Regions from separate parts of the Mus musculus genome. Here region 1 is linked to region 2. The links are chromatin loops, found by intact Hi-C in ENCODE. Cell type or tissue: heart. All regions are shown on one strand. Links, peaks and the distances in the headings refer to the core of each region. The heading gives the core; the rest is flanking DNA. Region 1 holds the start of Zc3hav1l (zinc finger CCCH-type, antiviral 1-like). Region 2 holds the start of Zc3hav1 (zinc finger CCCH type, antiviral 1).

The links. Peaks named below come from ENCODE experiments on the same cell type or tissue, not always from the same donor. Only the 100,000 strongest peaks of a DNase experiment are listed, where the experiment ranks them.
Region 1: a loop joins it to region 2, with 2.4 times the contacts of the local background. A loop is called at or near these places in 1 of 42 quality-filtered maps.

Annotation. Positions count from the first base shown.
Region 1 is chr6:38,297,123-38,301,508 of GRCm38, forward strand. It overlaps Zc3hav1l (zinc finger CCCH-type, antiviral 1-like), which reads right to left and starts at 2,137. Exons shown (of 4, transcript NM_172467.3): 1 at 1,742-2,137; 2 at 830-965. The coding sequence starts at 2,118. In heart, for the core only: a CTCF peak has its summit at 2,172; a DNase peak (open chromatin) is centred at 2,169; H3K4me3 peaks cover 2,215 bases; H3K27ac peaks cover 2,627 bases.
Region 2 is chr6:38,352,608-38,356,993 of GRCm38, forward strand. Zc3hav1 (zinc finger CCCH type, antiviral 1) reads right to left here and starts at 1,996. Exons shown (of 13, transcript NM_001347122.1): 1 at 1,308-1,996. The coding sequence starts at 1,615. In heart, for the core only: no CTCF peak of the experiment used is centred there; DNase peaks (open chromatin) are centred at 1,884 and 2,994; H3K4me3 peaks cover 3,006 bases; H3K27ac peaks cover 1,934 bases; H3K27me3 peaks cover 1,556 bases.

The sequences.
Region 1 (4,386 bases), core at 130-4,129, 56 kb before region 2:
CTTTTCTAAAAGATAAGAATTGCCTTTTCTAAAGATTTATTTATTATATATAAGTACACTGTAGCTCTCTTCCGACACACCAGAAGAGGGCATCAGATCCCATTACAGATGATTGTGAGCCACCATGTGGTTGCTGGGAATTGAACTCAGGACCTCTGAAAAAGCAGCCAGTGCTCTTAACCTCTAAGCCTTCTTTCTAGCCCCAAATAAATAAATCTTTTAAAATTATTTTATGGGTAGTCTCATAAATTTGAGATGATTCTTTTGTTAATAAATTCACAGAAATAGAAACAAATGTGTTAATTTTACCACTCCAGCAAATAAAAATGGGTAGTGTTTAAGTATCTGGAACCAAATCATAGTACTTAAAAGCAGTTAAAATGGGGGCTGGTAAGTTGGCTCAGTGGGTAAGAGCACCCGACCGCTCTTCCGAAGGTCCAGCAACCACATGGTGGCTCACAACCATCCGTAACGAGATCTGACTCCCTCTTCTGGAGTGTCTGAAGACAGCTACAGTGTACTTACATATAATAAATAAATAAATCTAAAAAAAAAAAAAAGAGTTTCTTTAAAAAAAAAAAAAAAAAAAAAGCAGTTAAAATGAACATCTAAAGTGGTGGTGGGAGGTGGCTCCCTATCACCTTCGCCTTTGAAGGGGCGTGGATTAGCAGAACAGAAAGCTAGCCTCAGCTAAATGACAAGTTCACTAACATCCTGGGCTATTTAAGATCCTATCCCAACAAAAGAACACAAACATCGAGGGATAGACATCAGTGAGAGAAAGCCTTGCCACAGTTGATGGTAGGATGGCGACTTCTCAAGGACTCACCTCTGGGAAAAGGCAGGGGTCGTTCTGCAAAAGCAGGATTCGCAGCTGCCCTTCATTGAGGCCAAAAAGCCCCCGGCTTTTCAGGACTTGGACGTTGATAGGTGTGTGGATATCATGGGACAGAGAACAGGTAGACCTAGAAGAGTTCAAAGCAGTCAGGAGGCCGGGTCAAGAAGAGGGAAGAGGCTGGTGGGTCTAACTCTGCCTAGGGCATTTCCACTTCACAAGTGAATTCCCCAAGTACTAATAAAACAATTCGGATTGAGGCAACTCAGCTTCCAGGGGTCATTTCCCTGTTCTGTGAGTACCCTACCCTCAGGCTTTTTTGAGATTACTTATCTGTTTTTGTAAAGACTAAAACGTAATCTTCAGGCCAACAACAGCTGCTGGCCTCTCTTTGTCCACCAACACTACAAAGAAAGCACTAGAAAGCTTCCCGGATTGCTGCAAAGCACTGGGCTTGGGCTATGCAGCACTATGCCCTCACCCCATCCTGCCACCAGTTTCCTGCGATTGGACACCAGATTTTTAAGCGCGAAAGGGCTGTGGTTATGGAAGGAGGGAGAGAAGGGAACAGAAGTTCCGCGGGCCATAAAGCCCCCAGGTGTCCCTCAAGCGGCATTTGGCATAAGTGAATTCAAAAGTGGCAACACGGATTCAACCGGGCTGCTGTTGTGGAACATCCTAGCATCCTGGGACAGGGACAGCAAATTGGGGGGCGGGGGGGGGGTGAATAATAAACCTCAGTGGAGAGACCTTCCATATTATTTCTCTCGGCGACTAGGTGCACAGGGCGGCCAGCGCGAAGGCCTTTGTCCCATCCCACCCAGGCTCGCCGAGAAGCATCCGGAAGGCGCATCCCGCCCGCCCGCACCCACTGCCCCGCTGGACACTGAGGACTCCGCCCCTCACCAGCAGTCGCGGTGGGGGCACTTGCCCAGCATGTGGCGGCGACACAAGTGCAGCTGGTCGCAGCCCTGACACTCCCCGCGCTGGTAGCGGGCGCAGAGGCGCGCGGAGGACACGGCCATCACCCTGCAGGCCGTGGCGCCGCCGCCTGAGCCCGCGCCCGCGCCCTCGCCCGCCGCCACCTCGGCCTCTGCGTCCCACGGGCCGTCGCGCAGCTCCACCTCCTGCAGCAGGAAGCGCTCTGGACCCGCGCGCCGCAGCACGGCCCGCAGCTTCGCCTCCGACAGCTCCACGTGGCCGCGCAGGTCCTGCAGGAACATGCGGCCGCCGTGAGCACACAGCACCTTGGTGAGGAACGCGCACAGAGTGAGGTCCGCCATGGCCCGCCAGCGCGTCCCCGCCAGCCCGGGGCCTCCAGGCTCCTCCCCGCCGCGGCCCCGACCGGAGCCTGCGAGCTGTAGGGGGCCGGGCCTCAGAAGGCAGGGCCTGAGCCCCTGCAACATTCCTGGCTCCTGGGTTCCTGGCAGATACCGGATAACAGGGAGGGCTGCAAAGAATGTAAACTGCTGAAGTGGTTCTCCCAGCCTGGGGGCGCGCGCCTGGAATGTTAGCTAGCACCTGGGAGGTGGGGGCAAGAAAAGGCCGAGATCAAGGCCAGCGTCCTTTGCAAAGGGGAGTTGGAGGCTAGCCTGGACTACATGACACCCTGTCTCAAAAAACCTAGTAAGGAACCAGCACAGTGGGTAAAAACTTCCTAAGTGTTGGGGTCCATGAGTCGCCCCACGAGCTTACACAAACCCCGATTTCAGTCAGATAGGGATGGTTTATTGAACACACACCATAATACTGATCAATCAGCTCCATGCCTCAGATGGGATTGAGCCATGATATTGTTGATTTTTCTCTGTCAGCTTATAAATAAACATTTTTCCTATTGTCAAATTGGTGACAATATACATAAACACCCACTAAACCTAAAAGGATTTTCCTTCCTAACAATGGACAAATTCCTAGCGTATTATTCCTCTACGGAGTGGTCGAGAGATATTCTATGGTTTCGTCGCTATGATTCCTTAATGGAAAAGAACCCTGTTGCTCCTGTAGAACCTGCCTTTCCCTGTGTTCCCTCCCTACTAAGAAACGGTTTACATGGAATCCTTATCTGCTTACCAGGGAGCCCAGCCGAAAATGTAAACTGAGAAGTGGTTCCTTGGGATTACCTTGTAAAGGGTCTGCTCTCAAACAATCCTTCTCTGTTTGCCTCTGAGAGAAGCCGACCTAAGATACAACTGAAAAAAGAAAGATTCAAGTTGAGAAAGGGGTTAGAGAGGAATGAAAACCACATGCACACAGAGAGAAGAGACGTTCAAGCAAGATAGAGATAGGGAAGAATTTTACTTCAAGGGCACTGATGTTGTAAGCAAGTGTATCCAGAAGTTTAATAAGACTGATTCTGTATGTTACAGAATAGATGGACTGGGAAGACAGCCCAGTGGATAAAACACTTACTAGACAAGTGTGAGGCTGGAATTTGAATGCCCAGATCCTATACAAATACAGGAAGATGTGGGGGCCACTTGTAATGCAAGCACTTGGTAGGCAGTGGCAGGATCCACAGGGGCAGCTAATTGGCTAGACTAACCAAATGGGTGAGATCCCGACTCAGCCAAAGACCTTGCCCTTAGAAATATATTCAATTTCAGAATTCTGGATTGTAATTCATTCCAGATTAAAAGTCTGAATGAGTACCGTGAAAAAATTTGAAATTCTGCCATCTTTTCAGAGAGTTTTTAAATGCTAGAGGCCTGATATCATATAGGGGTATGGTAATTTGAATTTGCTTGGCCCAGGGAGTGGCATTATTAGGAGATGCGGCTTGTTGGGTAGGTGTAGCCTTGTTGGAGGAAGTGTGTCACTGTGAGGGTAGGCTCTGAAACAAGTTTTCTCCTGTTTGCCTTCAGAACAATATGTAGAACTCTCAGCTCCTCCAGTGTTATGTCTGCCTGGATGCTGCCATGTTTCCTGCCATGATGATAATGGACCTAATCTCAGAACTAGTAAGCCATCCCCCAATTAAATGTTGTCCCTTATAAGAGTTACCTTGGTCACGGTGTCTCCTCACAGCAATGGAAACCCTAAAATAGAAGTTGGTACCAGGAGTGAGGTATTGCTTTGATAGGCATGATCATGTTTTTTCTTTGGAGAAATGTGGACTTTGGGACTTTGGATTTGGGAAGCAATGGTATGCTTTAAGTGGGGCTTAAAGGGCCATCCTAGTAGGACCATAAAAGACATTGGTGCTGAGGATGATCTGAACTGTGCAGACCTGGCCCAAGAGGTTTCAGTGGAGAAGAATTTCAGTATGTGGCATAGAAACTATTCTTGAGATATTTTGGTGAAGAATGTAACTGCTTTTTGCCCTTGTCTGAAGAGTCTACCCGAGGCTAAGGTAAAGAGAGTTCAATTAATTTCATTGACAAAGGAAAGTCTCAGAAAAGCCCAGCAGAGACTTTGTTCTCTGGAGTAGTCTCATGAAGAGTGTTTTGATGAAAAGGAGCAATCTGAGAAAGTAAAAATACAAAATGTATGGCTCAAGTAATAAAAGGGCATCACAGAGTGGAATGGGGCTCAATTCTGTGTTCTAGGAG
Region 2 (4,386 bases), core at 171-4,170:
AGAGCTAACTGCAGGAATTCAAGGCCAGCCTGCGCAAGTCGGTGAAACTCTGGCTCCAGTAGCGGAGCACCTGCCTAGCATGCAAGAGGTCCTCAGCCCAATCTTTCGTACCACCACCACCAACCACAAGGACAAAAGCTCGGAAACACGATAGCCTAGAACCAACCATTCATTACTTCTGCAACACTCAGATGTGAGCCCTGGAAGAGGAAAGGGCAGAGGGATTAGAAATTATATAAACTGGGGGCGTGGAGCCGGGGATAAGGTTGGAGAGCTTGTTTGGAGGGAGTTTGGCCTATGTGAGCAAGACACTGGTTCCTCAGACCCCTGGATGAAGACGCAGGCCTGCACAGGTTATGTGTTTGGAAATCATCTCGGTAGTTATGACAGGTGAACCCCAGCAAGTGATCCTTGTCTTGGAGAAATTTGGAAGACAGCAAAATAAAAGGACTTGAGCCAACCCTTGGAAACGCTTATGAAGAAGAAGAAGAAGAAGAAGAAGAAGAAGAAGAAGAAGAAGAAGAAGAAGAAGAAGAAGAAGAAGACCAAGTAGGACCAGAAGCAGCTGCCTGAGAAGTTAAGCCACATTATTTCATGCAATTTGAGACAGTGGGTCGGTTGCAAGAAGGGGGGGGGGTGTCGTAGTACAGGCCACCACGCATACTAGGAAGAAGGCTGAGAGGCCACTATACCTTTAGTTATCTATCTGGCCAGGTGGAGAGACAAGGAGTGAAGGGTCACAGCGATCCAGGAGTTGGCGCACCCGAGACACAGGAGACTGGGCAGCACCGCTAGGATTCTGGGGCGATCGCAACATTCGAGGTACCAGAGTAGCAAGGAGAAAAAGGTGTGCCTGCAACTTCTACAAACTCTGGTTGGTGCAAACGTACTTTAATTAGGATTCTGGTGGGAGGTGAGAAGGGTAGAGAGGCAGCCTTGTCCGCCTTTCCAATAGCGCTTTGGCTACAGATTTTTCAACCTGGGGGTCTAACTTCACAGGAGTCGAATATGACCATTGGAAAACACAGATACTTGCATTACATTTCATAACAGTAGCAAAATTACAGTTACGGAGTAGTAACGAAAATAATTTTATGGTTGAGGGTCACAAACCTGAGGAACTGTATTAAAGGGTCGCAGCATTAGGAAGGCTGAGAACCACTGGTCTAGAGATTAGGAGGGATAGAGGGAGAAGGGGTTTGCAGCCGAGTGAGCCATATCCACCCGGTTCCCGCCTCCCCTAGGAAGCTGCCCCGCGGCGCCGGACTAGGCAATTAGAGAACCTTCCCCATTCCCGCTGCACTCACCGCTGGGACTGTGCATAGTGGCACCGGCCGAGCAGATTAAGCTTGCAAAGGTGCAGGCTGTCGCAGGGTCTCTGGCAGTACTTGCGACGGCAGACGCGGGCTCGAGTAGTAGCCACCACCGACCGAGTGATCCCGGCCTGGTCTCCAGTCTCCAATAGCACAAAGCGATCGGGCCCTGCTGCCTTCAGCAGCTCGTAGAGTTGCGCTTCGGGGAGGCTGATCTCACCCAGCAGTTCCTCCAGGGTCATGCGGCCCCCGTGAGCGCACAGGATCTTGGTGATGAAACAGAATACCTCGGGATCCGTCATGGCGCGCTATGGCTGCCGCTGCTCCGGCCGCTGCGCGGGACTCGGCTTCACGGAGAATCGAAACTTACGCGCGGTCCCAGGGGCGGACGCGGGCGGTGCCGCTCGCAGAGCAGAGCGGTTTCGCTTTCCAACTCCGGCGGTGGTGTCGCGAGGCCCGACCTCGACGACGAGGTCCTGGGGTCAGATTTAAAGTCAGCCGCGCGGGAGAGCGAATGGGAAGCGAGCGACGTTAGGCGGGCAGGTCCGCCGCGGCGCGGTACCCTCGGTTCCAGGCTAGACGTGAGGTCCCCCGAGCTCGGGACTGCAAGGCTGCTACCAGGAAGAGAGGAAGTAAGGACGTTCGTGAGGCTCGGGTGGAGTTTTGATGAGCCTGAGGAGAGTGACGCATCCTGGGGGGCCCACTAGAGGCGTCCTCAAATCAGCCCCACCCAGCCCCGGAAAGAGCAGACCTGGTGAGCGCTTCCTGTAAGCGGGACTCTCCGCCGAGTGTCGTCAATGCTCGCCACCACCTTAGGACATGGATATTATCCGAACTCCGCACTTGGGGAAATAACTTGAAGGAACAGGTGGAGCTCGGATGACCGAGGTTCTCGAGAGTTTGTTTCCGGGCCTGATTCCGCGGCACCAGATCTAGGATTACGCACTTTCTACCCAGTGCCGAGCCCCTCTTAGAGGGCGGTGATTGTTACTCTCCCTGGTTTCTTACGTAGCCTTCTCCAGAGCTATTTGAAGACCCACTCTTTGATCCTTTCTGGCCTTGCTAACTTAAAATCTCCAATTTTGGTGCCTCAAACCAACTGCTTAGAATGTCTTCAGATTTCCCCCACCCCTCCCCCCTTGGCATGAAGATGATTTTTAAGGTAAACCCTTACCTTACCGTAGAGTTACTGTAGAGACAGAAGGAAATAATAACTAGATTTCCCTTTGAGGAAAGCAAAGGCTGATGAAATTAAAGAGCCATCCGTGTCCCCAGGGAGCTTTCCGGAAGATTCTGCTGCTCCAAACATTAGCATTAAAAAAAAACTCCGATTGTCCTTCCAGACTCCGTAGTGAAACACACTCACCACACACAAACCTTATACGCTCTTCGGCCTCCTCCCCTTGTTAAATTGTGACTTTAAAACTTCTTTTGCACAATTGTGTTTAGTTTGTCTCATCTGTATTCTCAGCTAATTTGCAGGCCAGTAAACACTAGACCCAAATTAGAAAAAGAAAGGGGCTTTCCTTTCAGCACTCAGAAATGAAATGAATGGAGCGCTCACCGATCAGATGGGAACCCTTTCTTTAAAATCTGCAGGCACGGTGCAGGAGAAGTGTGCACTGCGATGCTTTCAAACTTCACAAGAGGGAGGTGCGAGTGACCCCACCCACTCAGACAAACACACGCTAAAATAATATTAAAAGCTTGGCGTGGTGAAGGCATGCCGGTAATATCAGCACTTGTGAGACTGGGGCAAAGGGATTATTGGCCAGGAAGATAATTGAGCAGGTAAAGGCACCAGTTGCTAAAACACAGGACACTAATTTGACCCCCAGAATTTCCCCACATGCTGGGAGAGTTTACTCTAGCAAGTTGCCCTCTGACCTCCACAACACTCTTTCTCTTCCTTCCTCCCTCCCTCCTCCTCCCCCCTCTCTCTCTGATAAATGTAATTTAAAATTTAAAAACAAATTCATAAGAAATAAAGTCTTTCAAATTCTTCAGAAACCCGAATGAGAATCCCTCTGGTGTGGTACGCACAGCCGCTCTCTCTGACTCACTGGAACGGTGGTCTGTAAAGCAGCCAAGCCCGGGCCTCATCTGGCTGCTTGTTGACTCTGACTCTTGCTTCTGTCTTGTCTTTTAATCCACTTGGCCTTATTTTCAGTCTGGCAGGTTTCCAGAGCCCCATTCTTATCAAATCAAGTAAGATCAATGTGTTTACTATCTTCGGTATGGTCCTTACAGTAGTGACTCTGAAGACACAGAAATCAAAGAAACAATCCCAGCTCCCAGAGGGCATCAGCTTTAGAAATAGCAGTGTCCCGTTAGGGGGTCAGAGGAAGTCCCTTGAAGGATCTAGAATTGTCAACTCCCTCCTCCTGGGGATGGATGAGGGACCAAGTAAAGGGGATTTTATAAATATTAAATATGAGTCTTTTCTATCAGATACTATAAACTTCTGTTTAGGACAAGGAATTAAAACATTTTCACTACCCCCACCTGTAAGAAAGACTTTTATTCAAATATTTGAAAAAAAAAACCATTAAAACTTTTCAGCACAAAGACACTGCTGCAATCAAGGAAACGGAGAGACTGAAATGGACAACCTCTTCCTCCTTCTCTTCATTTTCTTTGCTGGTATTTCCTTTAAGATTAACAAGACTTTAAGATCAAACAAGACTGGAGGTGAGACCCTAGCTATCTTAGTGGGTAAAGGGAACAAGACACAAAAAAAGAGTCCCAGGATGGCCAAGACTACATAGATTTAAAAAAAAAAAATGGAGGGGGGAGGAAGAGGGAGAGGAGAAGCCAAGTGTGCCTCTCCCTGTGTGCTGGCTCTCCTGAGGACACCCTCTTAAGACCAAAGTCTGCGGGGTATAGACACTTCAGTCAGAGTACTGTTCTCTTTCTTTGAGATTCCTGAACATACTCCCAACAGGAACACGCTGAAGGACTGTGGAGTAAAGGAGTCTAACTGGTTCAGGCATTTGCTCTTGAACATGACTAATCTTAAAAATGATTGCCTTGCCGGGTGTGGTGGCGCACGCCTTTAGTCCCAGCACTCGGG